2 separate regions of the Homo sapiens genome follow, and region 2 is linked to region 1. The links are chromatin loops, found by intact Hi-C in ENCODE. Cell type or tissue: dorsolateral prefrontal cortex. All regions are shown on one strand. Each heading gives the region's core, and the rest is flanking DNA. Links, peaks and the distances in the headings are about the cores only.

What was found. Hi-C counts contacts between places; a loop is a spot of excess contacts. Peaks named below come from ENCODE experiments on the same cell type or tissue, not always from the same donor. Only the 100,000 strongest peaks of a DNase experiment are listed, where the experiment ranks them.
Region 2: it touches region 1 in a loop (4-fold over the local background); 18 of 110 quality-filtered maps call a loop at or near these places.

Annotation. Positions count from the first base shown.
Region 1 is chr1:6,249,358-6,254,720 of GRCh38, reverse strand. GPR153 (G protein-coupled receptor 153) reads left to right here. Exons shown (of 6, transcript NM_207370.4): 2 at 1-171; 3 at 574-1,003; 4 at 3,191-3,383; 5 at 4,097-4,281; 6 at 4,718-5,363. Among named protein-coding and RNA genes, the nearest start is that of HES3, 7.9 kb to the right of the region's middle. RefSeq lists an enhancer at 4,497-5,038. In dorsolateral prefrontal cortex, for the core only: no CTCF peak of the experiment used is centred there; no DNase peak of the experiment used is centred there; H3K27me3 peaks cover 3,273 bases.
Region 2 is chr1:6,480,029-6,485,391 of GRCh38, reverse strand. All of the region lies in intron 1 of PLEKHG5 (pleckstrin homology and RhoGEF domain containing G5), which reads left to right. Among named protein-coding and RNA genes, the nearest start is that of PLEKHG5, 9.0 kb to the left of the region's middle. In dorsolateral prefrontal cortex, for the core only: no CTCF peak of the experiment used is centred there; no DNase peak of the experiment used is centred there; H3K4me3 peaks cover 518 bases; H3K27me3 peaks cover 311 bases.

The DNA of each region.
Region 1 (5,363 bases), core at 160-5,159:
CACCTACTCCGTGGTGCAGCTGCGGCGGCAGCGCCCCGACTTCGAGTGGAATGAGGGTCTCTGCAAGGTCTTCGTGTCCACCTTCTACACCCTCACCCTGGCCACCTGTTTCTCTGTCACCTCCCTCTCCTACCACCGCATGTGGATGGTCTGCTGGCCTGTCAACTACCGGTGAGCATGTGAAGTTCTGGGGTTCTTGGGGTTCTAAGCAGGCGTGAAAACAAAGACATATCTGGTGTGCCCATGCGCACACAGGAGTGGCCACACCTGTGGCATGCTGGGAGGGCAGGCAGGCTCAGGAGGGGCTGCTGTAAGCTGCTGGGGGCATACACGTAGCTTTGCATGGGTAGACACAAGCAGCCAATACAGAATGCTTGGAAGAGGGACGTGTGACAATGTTCACAGTATCTCCTATGCAAGGAACAAGGCCCTGCCACACTGGCTGTGCCATGACTATGATATACTGGGGGTGTGGGGTGCCTGGGTGGTGCGGATCCCCTACAGGTCCCCAGAGGCCTGGGGAGGCCCTGTGGGTGACGCCAGATCCCTCTGTTCCACCCTGCCTCATGCCAGGCTGAGCAATGCCAAGAAGCAGGCGGTGCACACAGTCATGGGTATCTGGATGGTGTCCTTCATCCTGTCGGCCCTGCCTGCCGTTGGCTGGCACGACACCAGCGAGCGCTTCTACACCCATGGCTGCCGCTTCATCGTGGCTGAGATCGGCCTGGGCTTTGGCGTCTGCTTCCTGCTGCTGGTGGGCGGCAGCGTGGCCATGGGCGTGATCTGCACAGCCATCGCCCTCTTCCAGACGCTGGCCGTGCAGGTGGGGCGCCAGGCCGACCGCCGCGCCTTCACCGTGCCCACCATCGTGGTGGAGGACGCGCAGGGCAAGCGGCGCTCCTCCATCGATGGCTCGGAGCCCGCCAAAACCTCTCTGCAGACCACGGGCCTCGTGACCACCATAGTCTTCATCTACGACTGCCTCATGGGCTTCCCTGTGCTGGTGGGTGACGGCGTCGGGTAGAGGGGCCTGTCTCTGGGACAGCCCTGGGGCTGCTCATACTCCAGGCATCAGGTGGTTGAGTCCTCAGACCCAATCCTTTGAGATGGGCTTGATCATCGTCCCCATTTTCCAGATTTGGAAACCGAGGTTCAGAGAGGTGTAAAGACCTGCCTAGAGTCAGGGCAGCCTGGTGGGACTTGAACCCACATCCGGCAACTGCAGGGCCCAGGGCCTAGCTGCTACAGTGCAGAAGAGTTTACTCCCCTTGCCCAAGGCCCATTTTTTTGTTTTTGTTTTACTTTATTTATTTATTTATTTTTGAGACAGAGTTTTGCTCTTGTTGCCCAGGCTGGATGTGCAATGGCACAATCTCAGCTCACTGCAACCTCTGCCTCCTGGGTTCAAGCGAGTCTCCTGCCTCAGCCTCCAAGTAGCTGGGATTACAGGTGCCCGCTGCCACGCCTGGCTAATTTTTTTTTTGTATTTTTAGTACAGACAGGTTTTCACCATGTTAGTCAGGCTGGTCTCGAACTCCTGACCTCAGGTGATCTGCCCATCTCAGCCTCCCAAACTGCTAGGATTACAAGCGTGAACCACTGCATCTGGCCTCAAGGGCCGTTTGATGCAGAGGTAGGATAGCATACCCATGGGTTTCCTGGTGGGTCCAGGTCCCAGGATGGACAGAGGGAGCTTTGGTGCCGTAGGTAGGTAGGTAGGGGCGCAGGATCAGGAGACAGAGCAAGGCCAGGGCGGGCCTCAAATGTCTGTTGGGGAGTTGCACTTGATACTAACGGCTGGGGAAGGCCAAGGTGAGGGCTGCTGTGAGAAAGGCCTTGCCGACAAAGGTCTGAGGTCCAGAGGGGCTGCCTGGGGTCCTCTTGGTGAAGCTGGGACCAGCTTGGCCCAAGAATGAAGTCTGGACTCAGTAGCCAACCCCTGCCCCCTGCAGGACTCTACGCCCATCCCCGAAAGGTCTGCAGTGAGACAGGGAGAGGACTGGGGCAAAGACCAGCCTGAGGGGTTTCATCCAAGCAGCAGGCAAGACTGCCTTCCCTGAGCCATTGCAGGACATGAGGACATGAGCTCCAGAATGGTGACTCGGGGGGTGGCAGCTTCAGAGTCAGGGCCTTGCTCAGGAGGCAGCCCCCACTGCCCCACCCCCAGCAGGCCTGGTTCTCCCCAGCTAAGGGTCCTCATGTGTACAGTGGGGGCTGGCAGCCCGGTCCCTGTGCAGATGGAGGGCAGGGGCTTCATGAAACAGCAGAGACCCACAAGGCACCTCGGGAGCAGAGTGGGGGCAGTGGTGGGGAGAGGCGGGGCTGGGAGGGAGTCAGAACCACCCCTGCGTCTCTTACGGACGGGGAAGAGGGTACAGCTTGTGGGGCCACTCCATGCTGCTGTTATAAAGCGTCCGGAGTCTTCACCCTCTAGAGCATGGCCTGTTCTTAGCCCATTTTCCAGATGAAGAAACTGAGCCCCAAAGGGGTTTAGCAGCTTTCTGAGGGTCACGTGGCCCACAAACGGCAGAATCAACATACCCACATCCTCCACACTTTCACTCTTTTGTGGCAGTCACTTAAGCATCACTCTTTGGGACAGAGCAACGAGGGCTATCCTGGGAGAGGAGGAATGCAGGGACCCAAAAGCAGGGGTAGGGCTGAGGAGGCCACTGGCCGGGAAGGGGGTGGTAGAATCTTGAACAGGCTTGAGACCTGGTTCTCTAAGCCTCAGTTTCCTCATCTCAAAAAGGGGATGGCAGCCGGGCACAGTGATTCATACCCGTAATCCCAGCACTTTGGGAGGCCGAGGCAGGAGGATCTCTTAAGCCCAGGAGATGGAGGCTGCAGTGAGCCATGATTGAGCCACTGCACTCCAGCCTGGGTGACAGAATGAGACTGTCTCAAAACAAAGCGGGGAGGAGGTGGTAATCCATGCCCCACTTCTCTCCATGGGCAGCCAGGAGGAAGACAGAGCAAGGCCACCCAGTGCTGCCCAGTAGCCAGGTAGCTCCCGGAAGGCGGGGCCTCCCACTGCCACGCTCCAGCTCTTTTCTCCCCAAGGGCCCCTTCTCCTTGGCAGATACCCACCTGTCAGACCTGCCGTACACATGGGGAGACCGAGACTCAGGGGGAGCTTGTGTGATGGTGGGGGGTCCTGCAGGTGCCAGGCCGAGCCCTGTGCCCACAGGTGGTGAGCTTCAGCAGCCTGCGGGCCGACGCCTCAGCGCCCTGGATGGCACTCTGCGTGCTGTGGTGCTCCGTGGCCCAGGCCCTGCTGCTGCCTGTGTTCCTCTGGGCCTGCGACCGCTACCGGGCTGACCTCAAAGCTGTCCGGGAGAAGTGCATGGCCCTCATGGCCAACGACGAGGAGTCAGACGATGGTGAGGATGGCCTGAGAGTGGCCCCAGGGAGAGTGGCGTCTAGGTTAGGTCATTGGGGTTGGCAGGAAAACGGCTGTCAGGCAACGCCACTAAGGAGGTGACTTCATTCTCAACCACCAGACACCCCGTGTCACCCCCAAATGTACTTGAATGTCCAAGGGACCTAAGCCAGGTTCCCACAGGGCACTCTCCTATCTGGCTTGGCTGCCCCAGGTTCCAAGTAATGGGATGTTCTGGTTAACAGAGAGCAGGGTAGACATGTCTGCAAGTGCTCCAGCGGAGCTCCTGGGCTCACCCCCCAACCTCAGGGATCCCCAGCAAGCTGCCCTGGGGGCTCCTGCAGACCGAGGTCCTGTCTGGATACCGTTACCAGCAATCCCATTACCCTCAGCCCAGCCCGTGCTCTGTCCAGGCACTGCCAGCCCCTTGCGTGTGTTATTTAGTCCTCCCGAGGTCACCTCTGGTCCCACCCCATGTCCTAGATAAGGAAATTGTCTCAGTGAGTGACCTCCCTGCCCAGTCTCACAGCTAAAGGGTGGCATATTTGGGATTTGAACCCAGAACCCCTCCCATTCCCTTTTCAGCTAACCAGCCCCCTACCTTGTATATGTCTGTTGGGGGATCTCAGGGGGATCCCTGGGATTCCCTCCCAGATGCCCCCAAGTTTCCATGACCCTAAGGCTCTGCCCCCCCACCCACCCCCCACCCTACAGAGACCAGCCTGGAAGGTGGCATCTCCCCGGACCTGGTGTTGGAGCGCTCCCTGGACTATGGCTATGGAGGTGATTTTGTGGCCCTAGATAGGATGGCCAAGTATGAGATCTCCGCCCTGGAGGGGGGCCTGCCCCAGCTCTACCCACTGCGGCCCTTGCAGGAGGACAAGATGCAATACCTGCAGGTGAGCGCAGGGCTGGGGGAGAGGCCGCACCTGCGGGTGACAGGGTGTCCTGAGCTCCCCGAGGCCTCTCCACTCGGAGCCCATCTCACGCCTTCTGCAGTCGCAGGGGTGGCTGTCACCATCCGAGGACGGGCTGTCCAAAGGTCACACAGCTTGTGTGGGTGGGCCCCAACCGCCACCCCCATGGTCCCTGTCACATGAGTTATCTCCTGCCGGCTCAGTATCCTCAACGAGCGCCCTCCCCAACCGACCCCAGCTGTCTGACACAGCCCTGCGGCTCGAAGAGACTGCACCAAACCTCACAGCTCCCAGCCAGACTGCCCCAGCGCGCAGCCTGGTCCCTGACCCACGGAAGGCCTTTCCCCAGGGTGGAGAAGGGTTTGTCCCCGTTTCCCAGGAGGGCAGCTCGGGGTAAAAGCCAGCCGCGTCCTGACAGGTCCCGCCCACGCGGCGCTTCTCCCACGACGATGCGGACGTGTGGGCCGCCGTCCCGCTGCCCGCCTTCCTGCCGCGCTGGGGCTCCGGCGAGGACCTGGCCGCCCTGGCGCACCTGGTGCTGCCTGCCGGGCCCGAGCGGCGCCGCGCCAGCCTCCTGGCCTTCGCGGAGGACGCACCACCGTCCCGCGCGCGCCGCCGCTCGGCCGAGAGCCTGCTGTCGCTGCGGCCCTCGGCCCTGGATAGCGGCCCGCGGGGAGCCCGCGACTCGCCCCCCGGCAGCCCGCGCCGCCGCCCCGGGCCCGGCCCCCGCTCCGCCTCGGCCTCGCTGCTGCCCGACGCCTTCGCCCTGACCGCCTTCGAGTGCGAGCCACAGGCCCTGCGCCGCCCGCCCGGGCCCTTCCCCGCTGCGCCCGCCGCCCCCGACGGCGCAGATCCCGGAGAGGCCCCGACGCCCCCAAGCAGCGCCCAGCGGAGCCCAGGGCCACGCCCCTCTGCGCACTCGCACGCCGGCTCTCTGCGCCCCGGCCTGAGCGCGTCGTGGGGCGAGCCCGGGGGGCTGCGCGCGGCGGGCGGCGGCGGCAGCACCAGCAGCTTCCTGAGTTCCCCCTCCGAGTCCTCGGGCTACGCCACGCTGCACTCGGACT
Region 2 (5,363 bases), core at 285-5,284, 230 kb before region 1:
CGGGGCTGCCCCTCCGGGACTCGGAGCCCTCCTGGGCCGGGGGTCGTGCCCGCGACGGTGATAGCCAGGTACGGGGCCGGGACGGGGCGGGAACGGGGCTGGGTGCCCAGTTCTCGCCTGCAGCCGCCCAGTCCTGTGCGGGAGGCCAGGGAGGGGGTGCCCGTGACTATGGGCCCCGCGGCCCCCAGGGGAAGGATGCGGCCCATGGCGGCCGAGCCCCCTACCTGGGCAGCTGCACCCTGGTGACGGGGACCTCGGACTCCGGGGTGTGTCCCCGCCGGCTGAGATGTCCCCGCCAATTCTTGGCGCTTTGTGTCTGGGGCCAGCTCCGGACACACCTGTGGGTCCCGGGCCCTATGCTGGGCCGCCCCTCTCCTTTCCTTCCTCTGCCCTGGCCCTGCCCACAGCCTCCTCCTACCCCAGAGGCCTCTGTTTCTCCTTGTGCCTCTGGCCCCAGCCCTTGTGTGAGGGTGGACGCCTGGTTCTCTGTCCCCATCCTCACATGCGTGTATTCCCCAAAGGGCCCCCCTCTGTTATTTTGGCTGCCTGGCGTTAGAGGGGGTGGGAGCTGGCTGTTCCCATGGGTGGGCTCTCTCCTCCCTTGGGTTGAGACCTGGGAACATTCCCCCCCGGACCCTGGTGTCCCTCCTGCAGGACAGAGGCAGGACATGGTGGGCAGGCAGGCAGGTGAGGGAGGGGCAGTTGGGTCTGAGAGAAGGGGCTGGAGTCTGGCTTCAAGAAGGGGCCATTCCGCCCTAGTGCTGGGGGAGTCCTGCCTCTGGAGGGAGCTGGGGAGACTCTGGGGTTTGGGGGTGGGACGTGAGGCAGAACGGGGAGCAGAAACTGCACCAGGGAGCTCTGCCCACCCCAGCTTCTCAGTTGGGCTCATGGTTCTCCCGGGGGGCTTCCAGAACTTCATCGTCAACCAGATCTGCTCGACGAAGTCGGAAACCACCTGGTTCAGATCCTGGGGCTGAGCCTCACTGTGCCCCCAGTGCCCCTGAGCCTGGGGACTGCTGAGAGGAGGGAAGCAGATGAGGTCAGCCGGGCCTGGGCACCAGCCCCTGGCAGCAGCTGGAGGAGTCGAGCAGCCTCAGTGATGGTAGTGGCCACCCAGACCATCACAGCAGGGAAACTGATCTCGAGGCTTTCAAGGGATCCAGGGTGGGGTGCGTCATAGGGCTCAGTCCGTATTTGTTGAATACTGACTCTTCCGTAAGGAGCGAATCAGGGTATCAAATCTGCTGTCTGTATATTGGATTGATTTAAAAACAAGATGGTGGCACAGAGTCAGACTTGGACTGGAAGGGTCCCAGAGACCCTCCCAGAACTCCTCCGACCTAGCACGGCTCCTTCCTTGTCACCCCCTACCTGCGGTGAGACCAGGGCTTGGGTCATGGGCAGGTCTGCCGCCCCAGCTGGCACTAGGAAATCTCAGGAGGCCTGGAAGGGATTGGAGCTGGGAGCCTCTGCCATGCTGGCTGGGTTCACAGAGGGCCAGAGGGCTGCGGAGCCCGCAGACGGGGGGCTCCCAGGAAGAGGGGACAAGGTGGGGCAGGGCCCTTCCCCAGATCATTCTCATGAGGAGACACCTGAAGCTTGGGCTCCCAGAAGCTGCAAAGCCTGATGTTTCTCTCAGCAGTGCGCTGTGGATTCAGGGTGAGGGTGTGGGTAGAGCCCTGGCTGAGGACAGCTTAGTGGTCTCTGTAGTTTTTAAATTTTTTTCTGAGACGGGGTCTCACTGTGTCGCCCAGGCTGGAGTGCAGCAATGTGATCATGGCTCACTGCAGCCTCAACCTCCTGGGCTCCAGCAATCTTCCCACCTCAGCCTCCCAAGTAGCTGGGACTACAAGAGAGCGCCACCACACCCGGCTAATTTTGTTTGTTTTTTGTAGAGGCAGGATCTCACTGTGTGGCCCGGGCTGGAGTTTTTGCACTTTGTTTTACGATAGATTAAGACAGAAACCAGAAAGAGCTGCAGGGGTTGAGGGATCAATCCCATCACCCTCACTTCAAGCCCCACAAGCACAGTTGAAGATCACTCCTGAAGGGTGTAGAAGTGGGGGCACCTGGTGCTCAAGGCTGCCTTCAGGAATCTGGGTCATCCTGTCCCCAGCCACCTGCCTGGGGCCCAGCTCCATGCAGATCAGCCCCTCCCTGAGCACGTGGGCCTGCTTGGAGTGCCACCTGCCGACTGCCAGTCCTGTGCCCTGTTCCCTTTCCTGTCAGATGGAGACACGGAGGGACACAAGAACCAACAGGGCTTGCATCAAACTGAGATAGATTTCCTCCTGTCCCCGTAATCCCGGCTGACCTGAGGCCAGCCTCTCGCTCCTAAGACACCCATGAGAGGGCGTGAATGTGGGTTAAAATCTGGGATCCAGTCTGGGTGCCGTGGCTCACGCCTGTAATCCCAGCACTTGGTGAGGCCGATGTGGGTGGATCACCTGAGGGCAGGTGTTCAAGACCAGCCTGACCAACAAGGTGAAACCCCGTCTCTACTCAAAATCCAAAAATTACCTGGGTGTGGTGGCGTGTGCTTGTAGTCCCAGTTACTTGGGAGGCTGAAACAGGAGAATTGTCTGAACCCAGGAGGCGGAGGTTGCAGTGAGCCAAGATCATGCCACTGCTCTCCAGCCTGGGCAACAGAGCGAGACTCTATCGCAAAAAACATAAATAAATACATAAATAAATAAATAATAATCTGGGATCCAGAGCCCCACACACAGTGGCTTCAAGTCCTAGATCCACTGGCTGTGTGACCTTAGACAAGTCATTTCACCTCTCTGAGTTTTACTTTCCTCTTGTGTGAAACAGGGACAATAACAGCCCTTATCTTATGGGATGAGATACACATGTAATGCCCCCAGTGTGGCTCCAGACACATGACGACCACATTAAAAACACACTCAGATTCTTCCCGGCCTCCTCCTCCCTCCTGTCACTTTCTCTGCTATCCTCACCACGCCTATCTCGGAAATCTCTCATCGGGCTTTCACCAGCCAGAAACTCTTCAGCGCCTCTCTCCTGCCTTAATTCATAAATGAAACAAGGATTTATGGAGCAGCTGGGACCGGAGGTCAGGCGCTGAATCAGACAGAGTAACATTTCTGTCCTTGCGAATGTGACCAGGTGTGGAGGCAGCAGGGTGGAATATGTGACCTGTCAGGTGCTGGAAAGTGCTGAGGACAGGAAAGGAGCGTGGAGGGCGAATGAGGAGGATGAGAAGGTGACTTGGGGGGAAGCTAGCAGGAGGGGAGGGAAGGCAGGGAGCCATGCATTTCAATATCTGGGGAAAAGCATCTCAGTCCAGGGACTGGCAGATGTCACAGCTCAGAGGTGGGAGCTGCCCTGAGGGAGTGTGTCCCGGAACGACCAGGAGGCCAGTGGGTGAGGGGAGTGAGCCAGGATGGAAGAGCAGGACAGGAGGTCCCTGAATGGGGTGGCCTTAACCCTAAAAAAAAAAAAAGTCAATGTCATAAAAGACTGAAAACCCTAACCTTAACCCTTTTGGCTTTTTTTTTTTTTTAAGATAATGTCTTCCCTGTAGCCCAGGCTGGAGTGCAGTGGCGCAATCTCAGCTCACTGCAACCTCTGCCTCCTGAGTTCAAACAATTCTCCTGCCTCAGCCTCCTGAGTAGCTGGGACTACAGGCGTGTGCCACCATGCCCGGCTAAGTTTTTGTGTTTTTAGTAGAGACGGGGTTTCACCATGTTAGCCAGGATGGTCTTGATCTCCTGACCTTGTGATCCGCCTGCCTCAGCCTCCCAAAGTGCTGGGGATTACAGGCATGAGCCACCGCGCCTGGCCTTTTTATTTACTTATATATTTATTTATTTATTTATTTATTTATTTATTTATTTATTTTGAGACGGAGTTTTGCCCCAGGCTGGAGTGCGATGGCACAATCTCGGCTCACTGCAACCTCTGCCTCCCGTATTCAAGCGATTCTCCTGCTTCAGCCTCCCGCGTAGCTGGGATTACAGGCATGCGCCACCATGCCCAGCTAATTTTGTATTTTTAGTAGAGACAGGGTTTCTTCCATGTTGGTCAGGCTGGTCTCGAACTCCCAACCTCAGGTGACCCGCCCGCCTCGGCCTCCCAAAGTGCTGGGATTACAGGCATAGCCACTGCTCCTGGCCCCTTTTGGCTTTTATTCAGAGTGAGATGGGAACCCTTGGAGGGTTTTGAGTAGATACAGTGGGACTCCTCTTTGAACAGGGCCCACTCTAGCTGCACATGGACAACATATTGTGGGGGATGGGGGTAGCAGTGAGGCCAGTTTTGAGGCCATTGTTGTCATCTAGCTAAAAGGTGGCTGGGCAGTGGCACGCTTATGAGCTGTGGCTGGGTTGAGGCCACAGATACTAAAGGTGGAGCCAGCGGGATTTTCGGGCTGACCAGATGGGGGCATAACAGAGAATGTCAAGAGTGACCCCAAGCTGATATGGTGGCTCACACCTGTAATCCCAGCACTAATTCCAGCACTTTGGGAGGCTGAGGCGGGCGGATCAGTTGAGCCCAGGAGTTCGAGACCAGGCTGTGCAACATGGCGAAATCCTATCTCTACTAAAAATTAGCTGGGTATGGTGGTACATGCCTGTAGTCCCAGCTACTTGGGACGGTGAGGCAGGAGAATCACTTGAACCCAGGAGGTAGAGGTTGCAGTGAGCCGAGATTGCGGCACTGCACTCCAGATTGGGTGACAGAGTGAGACCCTGTCTCAAAAAAAAAAAGGAAATCCCCCACCTTGCAGCCATCAGAAGAATCAAATAATTGATTTAGGTTAAAATCATCTATGTATGCTAAAGCTCTTAGGACCGCAAGCTCACATCACCATGCCTGGCTAATTTTTTTTTTTTTGGAGACAAAGTCTCGCTCTGTCACTCAGGCTGGAGTGCAGTGGTGTGATCTCGGCTCACTGCAACCTCTGCCCCCGGTTCAAGCAATTCTCCTGCCTCAGCCTCCTGAGTAGCTGGGACTACAGGCGTACGCTGCCACGACTGGCTAATTTTTTTGTATTTTAGTAGAGACGGGGTTTCACCGTGTTGCCCAGGCTGCTATCGAACTCCTGAGCTCAGGCAATCCACCCGCCTCGGCCTCCCAAAGTGCTAGGATTACAGGCATGAGCCACCGTGCCTGGCAATTTTTTATATTTTTAGTAGAGATGGGGTTTTGTCATGTTGGCCAGGCTGGTCTTGAACTCCTGACCTCAACTGATTGAGTGAGATTACTGGGGAACAAGACATCTCAAAGTGCCATGCCACAGATTACTTATTAATTATAGGGGAAAAAGGGACTCTACAAGGTACAGAGGTCCCCAGAGGATCCAGCATTACAGGCAAATAGCAAGAACACACAGC